Linked DNA regions of Homo sapiens: region 2 is linked to region 1. The links are chromatin loops, found by intact Hi-C in ENCODE. Cell type or tissue: Caco-2. All regions are shown on one strand. Links, peaks and the distances in the headings refer to the core of each region. The heading gives the core; the rest is flanking DNA.

Region 1 (8,344 bases), core at 224-8,223:
CACCTGGAAACTTGCACCTGGTTTCTCCTGGATTTGGCAAGATGTGCCCTTTCCCTTTGTTCGTTTTGATTTGTACCCTTTCCTTGTAATAAACTGCAACTGTAATTACGATGGTTTCTGAGTCATGTGAGTCTTTCTAGAGAATAACTGAGCCTAAGAATGGTCTTGGGAATCCCTGACACAACCTTTAAATTTCAGTGACCGAAAATCGGAAAGTTCTATTTTTTTACTCACATGACATGTCCTCTCTAGATGGGCTTGGAGGAAGGGCTTTGCTCTGTATCATCTCCACCCAGATAACCAGGCTGAGGGAGCCTCCTCCTTCATCCTTCAGCATTGTTGAGATATGGAAAAAGAAACATGATGAATCACACTGTTTTAAAAACTTCTGCCTTGAACTGACACATCACCGCCACTCACTTTCCGTTGGCCCAAACTAGATATTTAGCTACACTTACCTTTGAGGCAGCTGAGAAGTTCCGTCTCACCGTGTGCTCAGACAGAGGACTGGAATATTGGTGAAAGCATTCCTGATTACCTCAGCACCTACAAGCTCTAAAAGTCCTGGCTTGAGTCTTCTACCACTGCGATAGCAGGACCTATCAAGCAGAGAAAAATGATTATAAGAATGAGGGAGAGCTAGGAAAGTGCAATTTCATAATATTTAAGCAAGTAAAGAAATAAAAGGAGAAAGGGGTAGTTACAATTTATCAAGAAGATTTTGGTGCAGAAAAAGTGTATGATTCCTGAAGAGGAGGATAGATGGAAGCCAGCTTACAGGAGGTTCAAAAAAGGAGCTGATGGGTAGGAAAGGATGTCAGCATGCTTGGACATCTGCTTGAAAAGTTGGGCAGCAAAGATGAGAGAAAATATTTGATAAGTTCTATTAAAATGCTTAAAATCTCTGAAAATCTAAGTAAGATAGTAATGTTTCAATGAAGACTAGAGGTCCATGACTGCTCATGCATGCTTAATCGTTTCAGTCTTTCCAAAATAGGAAGTGAGGTACCATCAGGATGAGGTATGAGGTTTGGTTTAAAAAAAAAAAAAGAACAATCAAGGTATCCTCTGTGGAGCAGGTGTCAGGCATAAAACAATAATGACTAGAGATCATGATGTTGATGGTAACACTAATATTTTGTAAACATTTATTAAACACCCATGTCTTGAGCACTAAGATACAAATTGGGAATAAAATAACTGGAGGAGACTGGTCCCTGTCCTTGAGAAGCTACTTTGTAGTTAACAGTAACGTTTGGGTGAGCCATGCAGTAAATAAGCATATGAATCAGGTATGGAGGTCAACAGAGAGGTGGTTGTTAAAATACAGCAGTAGAAAGGTGATATGAACAATTATGGGAAAGAGAAGCCTATTCTGTCCAAACACCCCGATAATAAAATTCCATGTATGTTTAACTCAAATACTGAGTTATGTGTTTTCAATGCATATAGCTCAGAGTTTTGACTGTTTAGATCCCTCTCCTGTACCAATCAACAAATATTCTCTAAATCCAGAATATTCTCCTCACTAGCTGCTGAGCAGTTGCAGTGAATGAGGCCAAGGGCAGTTTGTGCATTTAATTGACTCCAGCAGGTCAGGCTGGAGTTCACTAGGAAAGCCTCAAGGGTGTCTGCCTCCTTTTCTGCATTTCTGATATTTCTGCTGAGAGGAAGCCGAAAACAAGGTGGGCCTCTGGCCAGTTTCTTCAAAAGTCTGTAGGTGAGGGAAGTAAAGCACAGGCCACCCTTGCCTTCAGCAATTGTTCCTGGGCTCAGACACTGGGGAGCTGCTTCCTCAAACTCCTGTCAACTAAGCTTTCTGTGATCTGTCAGAGGAGGGAGAAGCTGCTGGGGCCTGAAGGGACAAGTGCCAACTTGCAATAAGGAGACCCTGGAACGCCAGGCAGAACATCACTCCCCAGTCATCCCGTCCTCTGGGTAATGATGCTCAATGGCCTCATAGCTGCTTCTCCCGCAGGACACAATTTCAGTGTCATTGTGGAGGTAGAGAATGCCACACAGAAAGAGGACCCAAAGCCAAGGAGGCAGCAGACTGGAGAGGCTCACAGCTTCTGGGCACCGAAGCCGAAGCTGACTTCCCCATCCCATTAGAGACAGGCTTGGAGGGGCCAAACACCATCAGAACAATTTTCCCTGGCAGAGAAGCCCGGGACTAGAGCAAATCCAACTTTGGGAGGCCGAGGCAGGCAGATCACAAGGTCAGGAGTTCGAGACCAGCCTGACCAACATGGTGAAAACCCGTCTCTACTAAAAATACAAAAATTAGCCGGGTGTGGTGGCAGACACCTGTAATCCCAGCTACTCAGGAGGTTGAGGCAGGAGCATCACTTGAACCCATAAGGCAGAGGTTGCAGTGAGCTGAGATCAAGACATCACACTCCAGCCTGGGCCACAGAGTGAAACTCCATCTCAAAAAACAAACAAACAAAAAAACTAAACAAAAATAAAAAACCACCACCACCACCACCACCACCACCAACAACAACAACAAAAAACTGCTTGTTGCATTCATTTGGCACCAAGCTTACGGCCCATTCTTCTGAGTTCGGGCCTGGGGCCCTACGGTCACCTCTCACTCTATACCACCCCCAGCTTGGTCTGATTCCATTTAATTTCATAGTCTATGGATTACCCACGATGTGCTGGGGACATATTACACAGAGACCACATATTAATAGGGGAGACAGACACAAGTAACTACACACTAAACTTAATGCATGATTTAGGAGCTACAAAGTATCTAGAAACCACCAAGAAAGGAAAGATTTTAACAGTAGGATCACATCTAAATATTCAGCATCCTATGAAAGATTCTTGGCAGACTGGTCCTCATAATGGTGATAATATGCTTTCCTTGATTTGAAGATGCACACTTTTCGTACTTTGGTGTTTCTGAGATTCAGCTGCTTCTTACAATTGATGTGTGCATTTAATGTGGTTTATTCTGCTTGCCAAAGAAGAAAAAAGCTGATAATTAACAGATAGTTCAGTTTTTTCAACTGATGAGAACCTAGACAGAGGGAAATATATTAATAATAACACAGCACTAATGGGCTAGACAATATGCTAAATGTTATGTGAACATCTCATTTCATCCTCACAACCAACCTAACATGGAGAACAATTGTCAAAGCCATTTTCCAGGCAAAGAAACAAAGAGAAATAGCTTTCCCAAGGTCACGGCAGGCGAGGAGCAGAGTTGGGATTCAAATTTAACCCTCTTTGGCTCCAGAGTCCATGATCTTAATCTCAAATGCTACCTGTTCACATCTCTCTTCCTTTACTAAACTGGTTCCTCTGCCGGGAAGACTTCTGCCACTCCTCGTTCTAAGACTTGCTTCTCTAGATAAGGCAGGGTCAAATGGTATCTTTCCTGTAACTATTTCCCTGACCACTTGATACAGCTTGAATTTTTCCTCCTCTGAACTCCCATAGCAATCTTGTCACACTGGTAGAGTATAACTTACTATACTGCATTACAGCTGTCAGTATAACTTTATTCCTCATTACAGTGTGAGTGTCTTAAAGGCAGAGACTCTCTCCTACTCGTCTTTATATACCCAGGGCCCAATACAGTGCCTGGAAAACAATTGTTGTTGGCTGAGCTGCTTAAAAAATGTGTTTTCCCTACTTCGTTGAGATATAGAGAAAGCTTTACAGACTTTTAAATGATAATTTATTGAGTACAAACTACTGACATAATATTAGCTAAGAGCTTTATATGCTCTTATACTTTTTGTGAGAAGAAATGAGATAATCAGTGTAAAACACTTAAAATAGCGTATGGCACATGGTAAGGATTCAATCACGTTATTTTTTAATTATTATCACTATTTAACCATTGTGAAAATTCACTGAGTAGTTACTATGATTGTTAGTGTTCTATAAATAAGGCAACTGAGTAATAGAAGGCGAAGAAACTTATTCACTGTCAAACAGACAATGAAGGACAGATTTTGATCATTTATGTGTATGTATCAAATCTTACCTCATGGATACATTTTTCATAATTTTACACAGTGCAGGGGGTATCTCTGCCTGTTCTCTAGACTTCCAGTGCCTGTTAGCTCTTCTGTACAATCATGTTGGAGCTGCTCACTGATCTTTAGGTGCTGCTCAACTCCAGGTTTTCTTGTTATTTAAATCTTTTCTTCAGCCTCTCTGCTCCAAAACCTGGAAGATCTGAAAGAAAAACTTGGCTGAATATGGTTGTGTCTCTGACAAAGACTGCTGTTCTGCTGACGTTTCTCTGAGATCTGTAACAACTCTGTCTGCATCCCAAGCCATGGGTTTGGTGAGCTGCTTAAAATTGGCAGTCAAAACTCTGATTTGACCATAAAGACATATGTATGCATATGTTCATCACAGCGCTTTTCACAATAGCAAAGACATGGAATCAACCTAGATGCCCATTAACAGTGGACTGGAAAAAGAAAATGTGGTATATATACACCATAGAATACTATGCTGCCATCAAAAAGAATAAAATCATGGCTTTTGGAGCAACATGGATGCAGCTGGTGGCCATTATCCTAAATGAACTAATACAGGAACAGAAAACCAAATCGTGCATGTTCTTATTTATAAGTGGGAGGTAAACATTGAGTACACAGGGACACAAAGAGGAGAACAATAGACACTGGGGCCTACTTGAGGTTGGAGGATGGGATTGAAAAACTGCCTGTCTGGTACTATGCTCACTACCTGGATGATGAAATCATTTGTACACCAAACTCCAGTGACACGCAATTTACCCACATAACAAACCTGCACAGGTACCCTCTGAACCTAAAAGTTGGAAGGAAAAACAAACCCAAAAGGAAGCCCCTATGATTTGAAGAAACTTGCAGTAGTCAAAACTTGTCATTCTAAAGTTGAGCCACAAGGAAGCAGTAGTGTCCTAGCTGTAAGGTCTGAAGATGCTGGCATATTTATTCTAATGCCTTCCCTAGACTTACAACCTTAAGCTTTGCATATTTCATTTACTAAGTTACTATAGTTACCCAACAGTATTTGTAAAATATGATACTTGGAATTTATGTTACAAAGAAATAATTTCAATCTTAAAAAGAGAGTCAAAGTATAATTTTGCATTTTTCTTTTAACACTTATTTTATGCTGCATAACTTTCCTCTGAGGCTGCATTAAATAAAGAAGGAAAGAGATAGAGAAGAAGGGGCAGGAGGACAGAAAGCAGGCCACAGGCTTTATTCTTAGCAATCAGACCTGCTCAGGCAAACCCCACATCTCCTAGGCCTTTCTAATCTGCCTGCAGTTTGTGATAGTCTTCATCTTTTTTCTATGTCAGGTAAAAATGACTATGCAGCCTGTCCAATCTGATTAATCGAATTAAAGAACAGTCTTGGCCGGGTGCGGTGGCTCAAGTCTGTAATCCCAGCACTTTGGGAGGCCGAGGTGGGCAGATCACGACGTCAGGAGATGGAGACTATCCTGGCCAACATGGTGAAACCCTGTCTCTAGTAAAAATACAAAAAAAATTAACTGGATGTGGTGGTGTATGCCTGTAGTCCCAGCTACTTAGGAGGCTGAGGCAGGAGAATCACTTGAACCCAGGAGGCAGAGGTTGCAGTGAGCTGAGATCGCACGACTTCTCGCCAGCCTGGCAACAGAGTGAGACTCCGTCTCAAAAAAAAAAAAAAAAAAAACAAACAAAAAAAGAGAGAGAGAGAGAGAACTGTCTTGATTTTCCTTCCTATAATTTAGAGCCCCTGATTTATTTTTCAACAATAACAGGAGTTCCCTGACCTCATGGTATCCTGATGCTCCAAAGTTACAGAAGGCTTCAAGTACAATGAATCTAAATCAAAAGAAGGCACTTCTTTTTTCAGTTTGGTTGAGAAGTAAAATATCACCTTCTTTGTTTTCTCAAGGTCAGAATAAATGAGCTGTGAACGATTACATGTATATGGATATGGATAGGTAGGTAGATAGATGAATATAGATATATGATATTATGCTTATATGTTTCATATATATTGTGTGTGTGTGTTTGATACAGGCAATGTGCAAAATATTTTGTTTTATTCTTTAAAAGATACCTTAGGTTTAAATAAACTTGAGGATAAATCCTGGCTCTTCATTATCTTTAAATTTCTAGCTGTGAGGCACTGGGCAAATTAGTTTCTTTGAATATCAGAACATGAATATACACATATATATGTGTATATGTGTATATATATGTATATATATGTGTATATATATGTATGTGTATATATATACACATTTATTTATTTCCAACTTTTACTTTAAGTTCAGGGATACATGTGCAGGATGTGCAGGTTTGTTGCATAGGTAAACACTTGCCATGGTGGTTTGCTGCACAGATCATCTCATCACCCAGGTATTAAGCTCAGCATCCACTAGCCATTCTTCCTGATCCTCTCCCTCTTCCCATCCCCCACCCTCCAACAGGCCCCAGTGTGTGCTGTTGCCCACTGTGTATCCACGTGTTCTCATCATTCAGCTCCCACTTATAAGTGAGAACATGTGGTGTTTGGTTGTCTGTTCCTGCATTAGTTTGCTAAGGATAATGGTCTCCAGCTCCATCCATGTTCCTGCAAAGAACATGATCTCGTTCCTTTTTATGGCTGCATAGTATTCCATCATGTATGTACCACATTTTCCTTATCCAGTCTATCATTGATGGGCATTTAGCTTGATTCCATGTCTTTGCTATTGTGAATAGTGCTTCAGTGAACAGACATGTGCATGTGTCTTTATAACAGAATGATTTATATCCCTTTGGGTATATACTCAGTAATGGGATTGCTGGGTTGAATGATATTTCTGTCTCTAGGTCTTTGAGGAATCATCACACTGTCTTCTACAATGGTTGAACTAATTTACACTCCCACCAACGGTGTAAAAATGTTTCTTTTTTGCCACAATCTTGCTAGTTCTGTTATTTTTAATAATAGACATTCTGGTGTGAGATGGTATTTCATTGTGGTTTTGATTTGCATTTCTCTAATGATCAGTGATGTTGAAGTTTTTTTCATATGTTTGTTCATCACATGTATGTCTTCTTTTGAGATGTATTTGTTCATGTCTTTTGCCCACTTTTTAATGGAGTTGTTTGTTTTTTCTTGTAAATTTGTTTAAGTTCCTTATAAATGCTGGATACTAGACCTTTGTCAGATGCATAGATTGCAAAAATTTTCTTCCATTCTGTAGGCTGTCTATTTACTCTGTTGATAGTTTTTGTTGTCGTTGTTGTGTTTTTTTCTGTGCAGAAGCTCTTTAGTTTAATTAGATCCCATTTGTCAATTTTTGCTTTTGTTGCAATTGCTTTTAGCATCTTTGTCATGAAATCTTTGCCTGTGCCTATGTCCTGAATGGTATTGCCTAAGTTTTCTTGTAGAGTTTTTACAGTTTTGGGTTTCACATTTAAATCTGTAATCTATCTTGAGTTGATTTTTGCATATGGGGTGAGGAAGGGGTCCAGTTTCAACTATCTGCGTATGGCTAGGCAGTTCTCCCAGCACCATTTATTAAATAAGAAATCCTTTCCCCATTGCTTGTTTTTGTAAGATTTGTTGAAGATCAGATGCTTGTAGGTGTGTGGTCTTATTTCTGGGTTCTCTATTCTGTTCCATTGATTTATGTGTCTGTTCTTGTACCAGTACTAGGCTGTTTTGGTTACTGTATCCCTGCAGTATAGTTTGAATTTGGGTAGAGTGATACTTCCAGCTTTGTTCTTTTTGCTTAGGATTGTCTTGGCCACTTGAGTTCTTTTTTGGTTCCACATGAATTTTAAAATAGGTTTTTCTAATTCTGTGAAGAATATCAATGGTAGTTTAATGGGAATAGCATTGAATCTATAAATTATTTTGGACAGTATGGCCATTTTCACAATATTGATTCTTCCTATTCATAAACATGGAATGTTTTTCTATTTGTGCCATTTCTGATTTCTTTGAGCAGTGGTTTGCAGTTCTCTTTGAAGAAGTCCTTTGCTTCCCTTCTTAGCTGTATTCCTAGGTATTTTATTCATTATGGCAATTGTGAATGGGAGTTCATTGTGATTTGGCTGTTGGCTTGCCTGTTGTTGGTGTATAGGAATGCTAGTGATTTTTGCACATTAACTTTGTATCCTGAGACTTTGCTGAAGTTGCTTATCAGCTTAAGAAGCTTTTGGGCTGAGATGATTGGGTTTTCTAGAAATAGGATTATGCCATCTGCAAACAAAGATAGTTTGACTTCCTCTTTCCTATTTGAATATCCCTTATTTCTTTCTCTCGCCTGATTGCCCTGGCCAGAACTTCTAATACTATATTGAATAGGAGTGGTGAGGGAGGGCAAT
Region 2 (8,344 bases), core at 138-8,137, 160 kb before region 1:
ATTCAATTCTCAGAATGAGCCCCAAGGTGAAATGTATGTTATAACTTGTTCTTGCAGCATTGGGATGAGCTATCAAGAGTGTTGAGAGGTGAAGCCAGCTGGATTTCTGGGTCGAGTCGGGACTTGGAGAACTTTTCTAACAAGAGGATTGTAAAATGCACCAATCAGCGCTCTGTAGCTAGGATTGTAAAACGCACCAATCAGCACTCTGTGGCTAGCTAGAGGTTTGTAAAATGTGCCAGTCAGCACTCTGTAAAAACGCACCAATCAGCGCTCTGTGTCTAGCTAAAGGATTGTAAATGCACCAATCAGCACTCTGTGTCTAGCTAAAGGATTGTAAATGCACCAATCAGCACTCTGTGAAATGGACCAATCAGCACTCTGTAAAATGGACCAGTCAGCAGGACATGGGAGAGGCCAAATAAGGGAATAAAAGCTGGCCACCCCAGCCAGCACCGGCAACCCACTCAGGTCCCTTTCCACGCTGTGGAAGCTTTGTTCTTTCACTCTTCACAATAAATCTTGCTGCTGCTCACTCTTTGTGTCTGCACCACCTTTAAGAGCTGTAACACTCGCTGCAAAGGTCCGCGGGTTCATTCTTGAAGTCAGCGAGACCACAGACCCACCAGAAGGAAGAAACTCCAGACACATCTGAAGGAACAAACTCTGGACACACCATCTTTAAGAGCTGTAACACTCACTGTGAAGGTCTGCGGCTTCATTCTTGAAGTCAGCAAGACCAAAAGCCTGCTGGAAGGAACCAACTCTGGACACAGTGTGACCTCTAAGGGCTAAATCAACAGTCTTTCTACCCTGGCCTGGGTTAGGACCCTGGGGTCCCGCTTTGATCTCTTAGCAGGGAGGAGGCAAGAAGAAACTGATATATAACTCTGTAGGTATTCTGTCCTGTTTAGTTGGATAGTTTAACATCACAGATTAACATAAAACCAGGTCAGATCCCTTCAAGATAATGGAGACAGACTAAAATGCAGCTGAATGACAAATGTAAATAGGAAATCCCACTGCAGTACTATAGCACCGAGTTTCTTCCATAGCAAGCAGAGAGCAGATCTGGGCCAGGAGGAGGACAGCACAGGCTCTGGGCTGGGGCTGAGATTTTCTAGGAACAGACTGGCATGGCTCTTCCTGGAAAAAACTGGACAAGTGTGTGACATTGGCAGAAGAGAGGCAGAGTAGAGAGTCTTAGGTGTAGAAAAGGTGACTCAGTCTCAAACAAAGTCTCCATAAAGCTTATAATACCTCAATATGAGCAGTAAAACTTCCTGGTCAGTCCTTCAGGATAAACTAGTTTCAAAATGTACTTGTAGATAACTACATGAACTAGTATTCTCAATAAGGCTGTTAGCTAAATCCAGTAAGATGTTGGACGATATGTAATAAAAATAAAGTTTGGCTTTGGAATAACTGATCATCCTAAGCCATCCTTCATGAAGATAATTGGAAAACCAAGCCAACTGTCTTTCAAGACTAATCTTAGATCATGAAAAAAAAAATGTCAACAATACATACACATTATAATAACTCTGCTATTAAAAATTTATTTCTAGTTTTTAATGCACTTTTTATATAGCTATAATTATTATCATATGTACAATTTGAATCCTGATGCTTCACCTAACATTTTATTATAAGCATGTTATATATCCCACATTTAAAATAATAATATAATATTCATTATGTAGCTGTAGCACAATTTGCCTAACCATTTTTTTCAGGGAATCTTTGGGTTGGGAGGGACTGTAAGCTATATATAGGCCAACATTTCACTAAGAGGGGAGGTTATTTATTCTCTTTGTATGTATTTCAACTGAAAAGAAGACAGTGTCTTTTTAGGGTATCTCAGTGTTTCAACAAATTAAAAATTTTAAAACATTTATTTAACATTAGTATTTTTGAGCAATGCATCATTATTGCATACATTTATGGGATACACTATGATATATGTATAAATGTGGCAGGATTAAATCAAGCTAATTAACATATCCATCACCTCACTTACCTATCATTTTTTTTTATGGTGAAGCATTTGAAATTTATGCCCTATTTTGAAATAAATAACACATTATTATTGACCATATTCACGCCACTGTTGCAATAGATCCTAAGACCTATTCTTCCTACCTGAAACTTTGTACCCTTTGATCAACAACTCCCCATTCCCTCCATCTCCACCCCTTTCCCCAAACTCTGGTAACCATCCTTTTAGTTTCTACGTCTGTGAGATCAACTTTATTAGATTTTACATATAAGTGAGATCATGAAGTATTTGTCTTTTTGTGCCTGGCTTATTTCACTTAGCATAATGTCCTACAGATTTATCAACACTGTTGCAAATGATAGGATGTCCCCCCTTTTAAGGCTGAATAGTATTCCATTGTGTATATATGTTACATTTTCTTTATCCATTCACCTGTTGATGGACACTTAGGTTGTTTTCATATCTTGACTGTTGGGAATAATGTTGCCATGAACAGGAGGGCACAGCTATTCCTTTGACATATTTGTTTCAGTTCCTTTGGATATATATCCAGAAGTGGGATTAATGAGTTGTATGGTAATTCTATTTTAGTTTTTTGAGGAACCTCCATATCATTTTTCATAATGGCTTTACTAATTTGCATTCCCACCATCAATATATATGAGTTCCCTTTTCTCCACATCCTCTCCAACACTTGTTATCTTTCATCTTTTTGATAAAAGTCATTCTAACAGGTATGAAGTGATATCTCATTGTGGTTTTAATTTGCGTTTCCCTAATAATTAGTAACGCTGAGCAGTTTTTCATGTATTTATTGGTCATTTATATGACTTTTGAGAAATGTCTGTTCAGGTCCTTAGCCCATTTTTTAATTGGGTTAACTTATAAATAAACGTTTTGGAGCTCCACACATGTTAGGCATTATTGGATGATCAAGACATAGGATCTGCCTGCAGATTAACTATGGTACAGTATGGAATATGTGACAACTGCTACAAAAGAGCTGCATAGTTTATTGAGAAGGGATTAAGGGAAGTTAATGGAGAAAGTGGAATATGCACTAGAATGTAAAACAGTAGAGGTTTTAGAAAGTTAAAAATGAGGGGGCTGGGCATGGTGGCTCAAGCCTGTAATCCCAGCACTTTAGGAGGCCAAGGCGGGTGGATCAGAAGGTCAGGAGATCAAGATCATCCTGGCCAACATGGTGAAACCCTGCCTCTACTAAAAATAGAAAAATTAGCTGGGCTTGTTGGTGGGCGCCTGTAATCCCAGCTACTCAGGAGGCTGAAGCAGAAGAATCGCTTGAACCCGGGAGGCAGAGGTTGTAGTGAGCCAAGATTGTGCCACTGCATTCCAGCTTGGGCGACAGAGTGAGACACCATCTCAAAAAAAAAAAAGAAAGTTAAAAATGAGGGTAAGGTTTTCAGCTTCCACCCATGACGGAGTGACTGGTACCAGTCTAGTCCTCCTGATGTAAACAACTACAAAATGGACAACACATAAAATATCTGTTTCCAGCTACTGGAAAACATATAGCACAGAACCTTAATTCCTTAGAGAAGGGAAGTCCTACCATCACATTAGTTTTTCTGTCTTGACTCACTTTCCAGACCTGGAATCCAGGAGGGCCTAAGCTGAGGAGACAGAGATCAGAGTTTGGAGAGGCAGAGATTGTTTAAATTTGTAGGGCAGAAGAGGAGGGAGGTATAGTGAGAAAGAATTTCAGAAACCTATGTAGGAATCTCATGAGACTTTGGCTGAATATTACTAGGAGCTGTAAGTTAAGTAACCACTAGAACTCATACAGAATGGGAGATGTTAGAGCTCCAACCATTCAGGCTGGAGAGATCTCATTGAAAACTGGGGGTATGCAGCAGATATCTCAGAAAGGTCACACCTTAGGTATAGGTATAAATCAGTCGAAGAATAAAAGCTAATCTAGACCTATTCGAACAAAACTTAAAAACAAAGCTTGAAAAGATTAAACTGAACCTTAAGTATCTTAACTGTCTACTAGAACAAGGCCAAGTGGATCACAAGGTCAGGAGTTTGAGACCAGCCTGACCAATATGGTGAAACACCCTCTCTAGTAAAAATACAAAAATTAGCCGGGCGTGGTGGTGGGCGCCTGTAATCCCAGCTAGTCAGGAGGCTGAGGCAGGAGAATCGCTTGAACCTGGGAGGCGGAAGTTGCAGTGAGCCGAGATCGCGCCACTGCACTCCAGCCTGAGCGACAGAGGATCCATCTCAAAAAAAAAAAAAAAACAAAAAACAACAAAAAAAAAAACCCAAAATCCAGACACGCAACAACAGGATATCCATAATGTCCAGCCTCTAATAGAACGATTAGTAGAAATACAAAGAAGCAGATAAATGTGACCACTAACCAGAGAAAAATGATAAAAGACATGAGCAAGATGGCAGAATAAGAAATTCCAGACCCTCTTTCTTCCATGAGAACATGAACTTAACAATATATAAACCTGTTTGAAGAATCCAGAAATCAGTTAATAGGTTCTTGCCCCTCAGTCGAGTGCGAAGGCAACCCTATCAAAACTTAGCAGGAAAATTTATGACATTCACTCACCCTTCCCTCTGGCACGGCATGACATAATCTGAAGGATACCTCCAACTCTCCACTTCTTCCTGGGAAGGGAAAGGAGTGAAATGTGCACCCAACATTCTGACTTATGAAGATGCTGTTGAGGGAGCTGCCCAAATTTAAGCACTGACAGGAACAGTGCTCAGGTTGGGGCTGGTTAAGGACAAAGGTGATCAACGTGGTTTGTTCCAGCACCAGAATCTGCAGTACCACAGACAAACACTAGGTGGAACTCCAGTACCGCAGCTTTCTACAGCACCCGAGAAGCGGCAGCATTGCAGACAGACACAAGAGCTCCTGAGTAGAAGAAACTGGCAAACATCTTCATTTAGGTTGACTATGGTGAAGCAAATTTTCATATCCATCATCTCATGCAGTTACTCATGGTTTTTGTTTTTGTGGCAAGAGCAGCTAAAATATACTCATTTAGCTTGAATCCCGTATAGAGTACAATTTTATTACCTGTGATCCTCATGTTTTATGTACATTTGATCTCTAGATTCGTTCATCCTATATATCTGCCACTTTGCATTCTCTGACATACATCTCCTCATTTCCTCCTCACACCTGCTCCCGGTAACCAGCGTTTTGTTCTGTAATAAATGAACTTTAAATATAAATATAAACATGAGAATATGTCATGAAAATGATTATCATAAGAAAGTTGTACTTGTCAAGGTGATTAAAGTAAAACAACAACAACAACAACAAAGAAAGCTGTAGTGGTTGTATTAATGTAAGACAAAATAGAGTTCCAAACAAGAAATTTTCTAGGAATAAATAAGAATTTATATAATGATAACGAGTTAAATTCATCAAGAAGGTAGAACAATCTGAAATGTGTGTGGACTCAATAACAGAGCTTCAAAATGAAGTGAATGAGGGAAAAACTGATAGAGCTGAAATGACTACAGTTGGATATTTCAACGTTCTTCTCTCAAGCATTTATTCAACGAGTAGTCAGAAAATCAGTATGTATGTAGAAAACTTACAAAACACTATCAACCAACTTGATATGATTGACATTTATAGTACACTTCATGTATAACAGCAAGAAAGACTTTCTCACCAAAATAGACCATATGCTGGGCTATAAAACAAAACTCAATAAATTTCAAAGAATTAAGATAAAGCTGAATATTTTCTATTACCACAAGGGGAGTAAATTAGAAATAAACAACAATAAAATATCTAGAATTTAAGCAACATACTTTTATTTTATGATGATTTTTTTTTTTTGAGATGGAGGCTCGCTCTGCCACCAGGCTGGAGTGCAGTGATGCGATCTCGGCTCACTGCAACCTCTGCCTCCTGGGTTCAAGTGATTCTCTTGCCTCAGCCTCCCGAGTAGCTGGGACTACAGAGACACACCACCACACCCGGCTAATTTTTTGTATTTTAGTACAGACGGGGTTTCACCATGTTGGCCAGGCTGGTCTCAAATTCCTGACCTCATGAACCCGCCTCGGCCTCCCAAAGTGCTGGGATTATAGATGTGAGCTGGGATTATAGATGTGCGCCCAGCCTATTATTATGATTTTTTGAGAGACATAGTCTCACTCCGTTGCGCAGGCTGCAGTGCAGTGGTGTGATCATAGCTTACTGTAACCTCAAACTCCTGGACTCAAATAATCTTCCTGTTGCAGCCTCCTGAGTGGCTGGGACTAGAGGCATGTGCCACTATATCTGCTTAATTAAGTTTTTTTTTTTTTTGTAGAGACAAGGTCTTGCTATATTGCCCAGGCTGGTCTCAAACCCCTGGCCCCAAAAAATTCTCCTGCCTTGGCCTCCCAAAGTGCTGGGATTACAGGCATGAGCCATTGTGCCTCGCATGCAATGTGTGTTTAAATAACCCATGAGTAAAGGAAGAAATCACAAGGGAAATTAGAAAATATTTTGAACTAAATTATAATAATTACATATGAAAAATTGTGAAATGCTGCTAAATCAGTGCTTAGAAGAAACTTTATGTCTTTAAATGCTTATGTTAGAAAGATAAATATTTAAAACCAATAATTTAAGCTTCCACTTTAACAAGGTAGATCAGGAAAAGCAAGATGGACTCAGAGTAAATAGAACAGAGAAAATAACAAAGAATGGAAATCAATGAATATAAAGGAGAAAAACCAATAAAACAAAAATTAGTTTTTAAAAATTTGAAACAGGGTATTGTTCTGTCATTCAGGCTGGAGTGCAGTGATATGATCATGGCTCACTGCAGCCTCAACCTCTTGGGCTCAGGTGATCCTCCCATCTCAGCCTCCCAGGTAGCTGGAACTACAGGTATACACCACCATGCCTGGCTAATGTTTTAGATTTTTTGTAGAGTCAGGGTTTCACCATGTTGCCCAGGCTGGTCTTGGACTCCTAGGCTCAAGTGGTCTGGCCTTCCAAATTGCTGGGATTACAGGCAAAAAATTAGCTCTTTGAAAAAAATCAATAAAATTGATAAATTATCAGCTAAATTGACTTAAACCCAGACAAACACAAATTATCAATATCAATAAACAAAAGAAGAGGTATCACTACAAACCCTACAGATATTAAAAGAATTAAAAGGCAGTATTATGAACAACCTTATGCCAATACATTTGACAATTTAAATAAAATTTTTAAATTACTTGAAAGATGCTAATGACCAGAATGACATAAGAATTAATACAAATCTGAATAATCTTATATCTATAAAAGAAATTAAACTCATAATTGCTGTAGTTTGGTAGACTCAGCCATTCCAGTCTGCTGGTTTTGGAGAATATAAAGTCTGGATGAGGAAAAGTCCCTCACAAAGCAACACAGCCACCTTGCCAGACTGTGGTCAGACTGCTTCTTTAAGCGGGACCCCAGTTCATTCTTCCTCACTGGGTGCAACCTCTCTGTGGGAGCTTCAGCCACTCCAGCTAGGGTTCTACAGAAAAAGCTCTGATCTCTCCCTGGGATAGAGCCCCTGGGGGAGGTGCAGCTGCTGTCTTTGTGGTTTGGTTGACTCAGTCTTTTCCAGCCTATCGGCTTTGGAGAATACAAACAGTCTGGACAAGGAAGGGCTCCCCCCAGTGCAGCACACCTGCTCTATCAAAAAGCAGTCAGATTGCTTATTTATTTATTTATTTTTGAGACGGAGTCTCACTCTGTCCCCCAGGCTGGAGTGCAGTGGCATGATCTCGGCTCATTGCATGCTCCACCTCCCAGGTTCATGCCATTCTCCTGCCTCAGCCTCCCGAGTAGCTGGGACTACAGGCACCTGCCACCACACCTGGCTAATTTTTTTTTTTTGTTTTTTTTTAGTGGAGATGGGGTTTCACCATGTTAGCCAGGATGGTCTCGATCTCCTGACCTCGTGATCCACCTGCCTCGGCCTCCCAGGGTGTTGGATTACAGGCATGAGCCCACTGTGCCCGGCACAGATTGCTTATTTAAGTGGGTCCCTGATCCCATTCCTCCTGACTGGGTGAGACCTCCCAACAGGGGTCTCCAGACACCTCCTACCAGTGTGTTTGGGCCAGCAACAGGTCAGTACCCACCTGGGACAAAGTTTCCAGAGGAAGGAGCTGGCAGCCATCTTTGCTGTTTTGCAGCCTTCACTGGTGATACCTCCAAGTACTGGAAAAAACAAGGCAACTAGGGTCTGAAGTGGACCCCCAGCAAACCACAGAAGCCCTACAGTAGTGTAGCTTGACTGTTAAGAGAAAAACAAACAAGCAAACAAACAAACAGAAAACAACAGCAACAACATCAACAAAAAA

What was found. Hi-C counts contacts between places; a loop is a spot of excess contacts. Peaks named below come from ENCODE experiments on the same cell type or tissue, not always from the same donor. Only the 100,000 strongest peaks of a DNase experiment are listed, where the experiment ranks them.
Region 2: it touches region 1 in a loop (4-fold over the local background); 4 of 110 quality-filtered maps call a loop at or near these places.

Annotation. Positions count from the first base shown.
Region 1 is chr12:48,451,440-48,459,783 of GRCh38, reverse strand. It overlaps a transcript of C12orf54 not described here. Among named protein-coding and RNA genes, the nearest start is that of ANP32D, 17 kb to the left of the region's middle. In Caco-2, for the core only: a CTCF peak has its summit at 4,904; no DNase peak of the experiment used is centred there.
Region 2 is chr12:48,615,121-48,623,464 of GRCh38, reverse strand. No RefSeq gene overlaps it. Among named protein-coding and RNA genes, the nearest start is that of SNORA2C, 35 kb to the left of the region's middle. In Caco-2, for the core only: a CTCF peak has its summit at 4,839 (motif pointing right); a DNase peak (open chromatin) is centred at 4,844.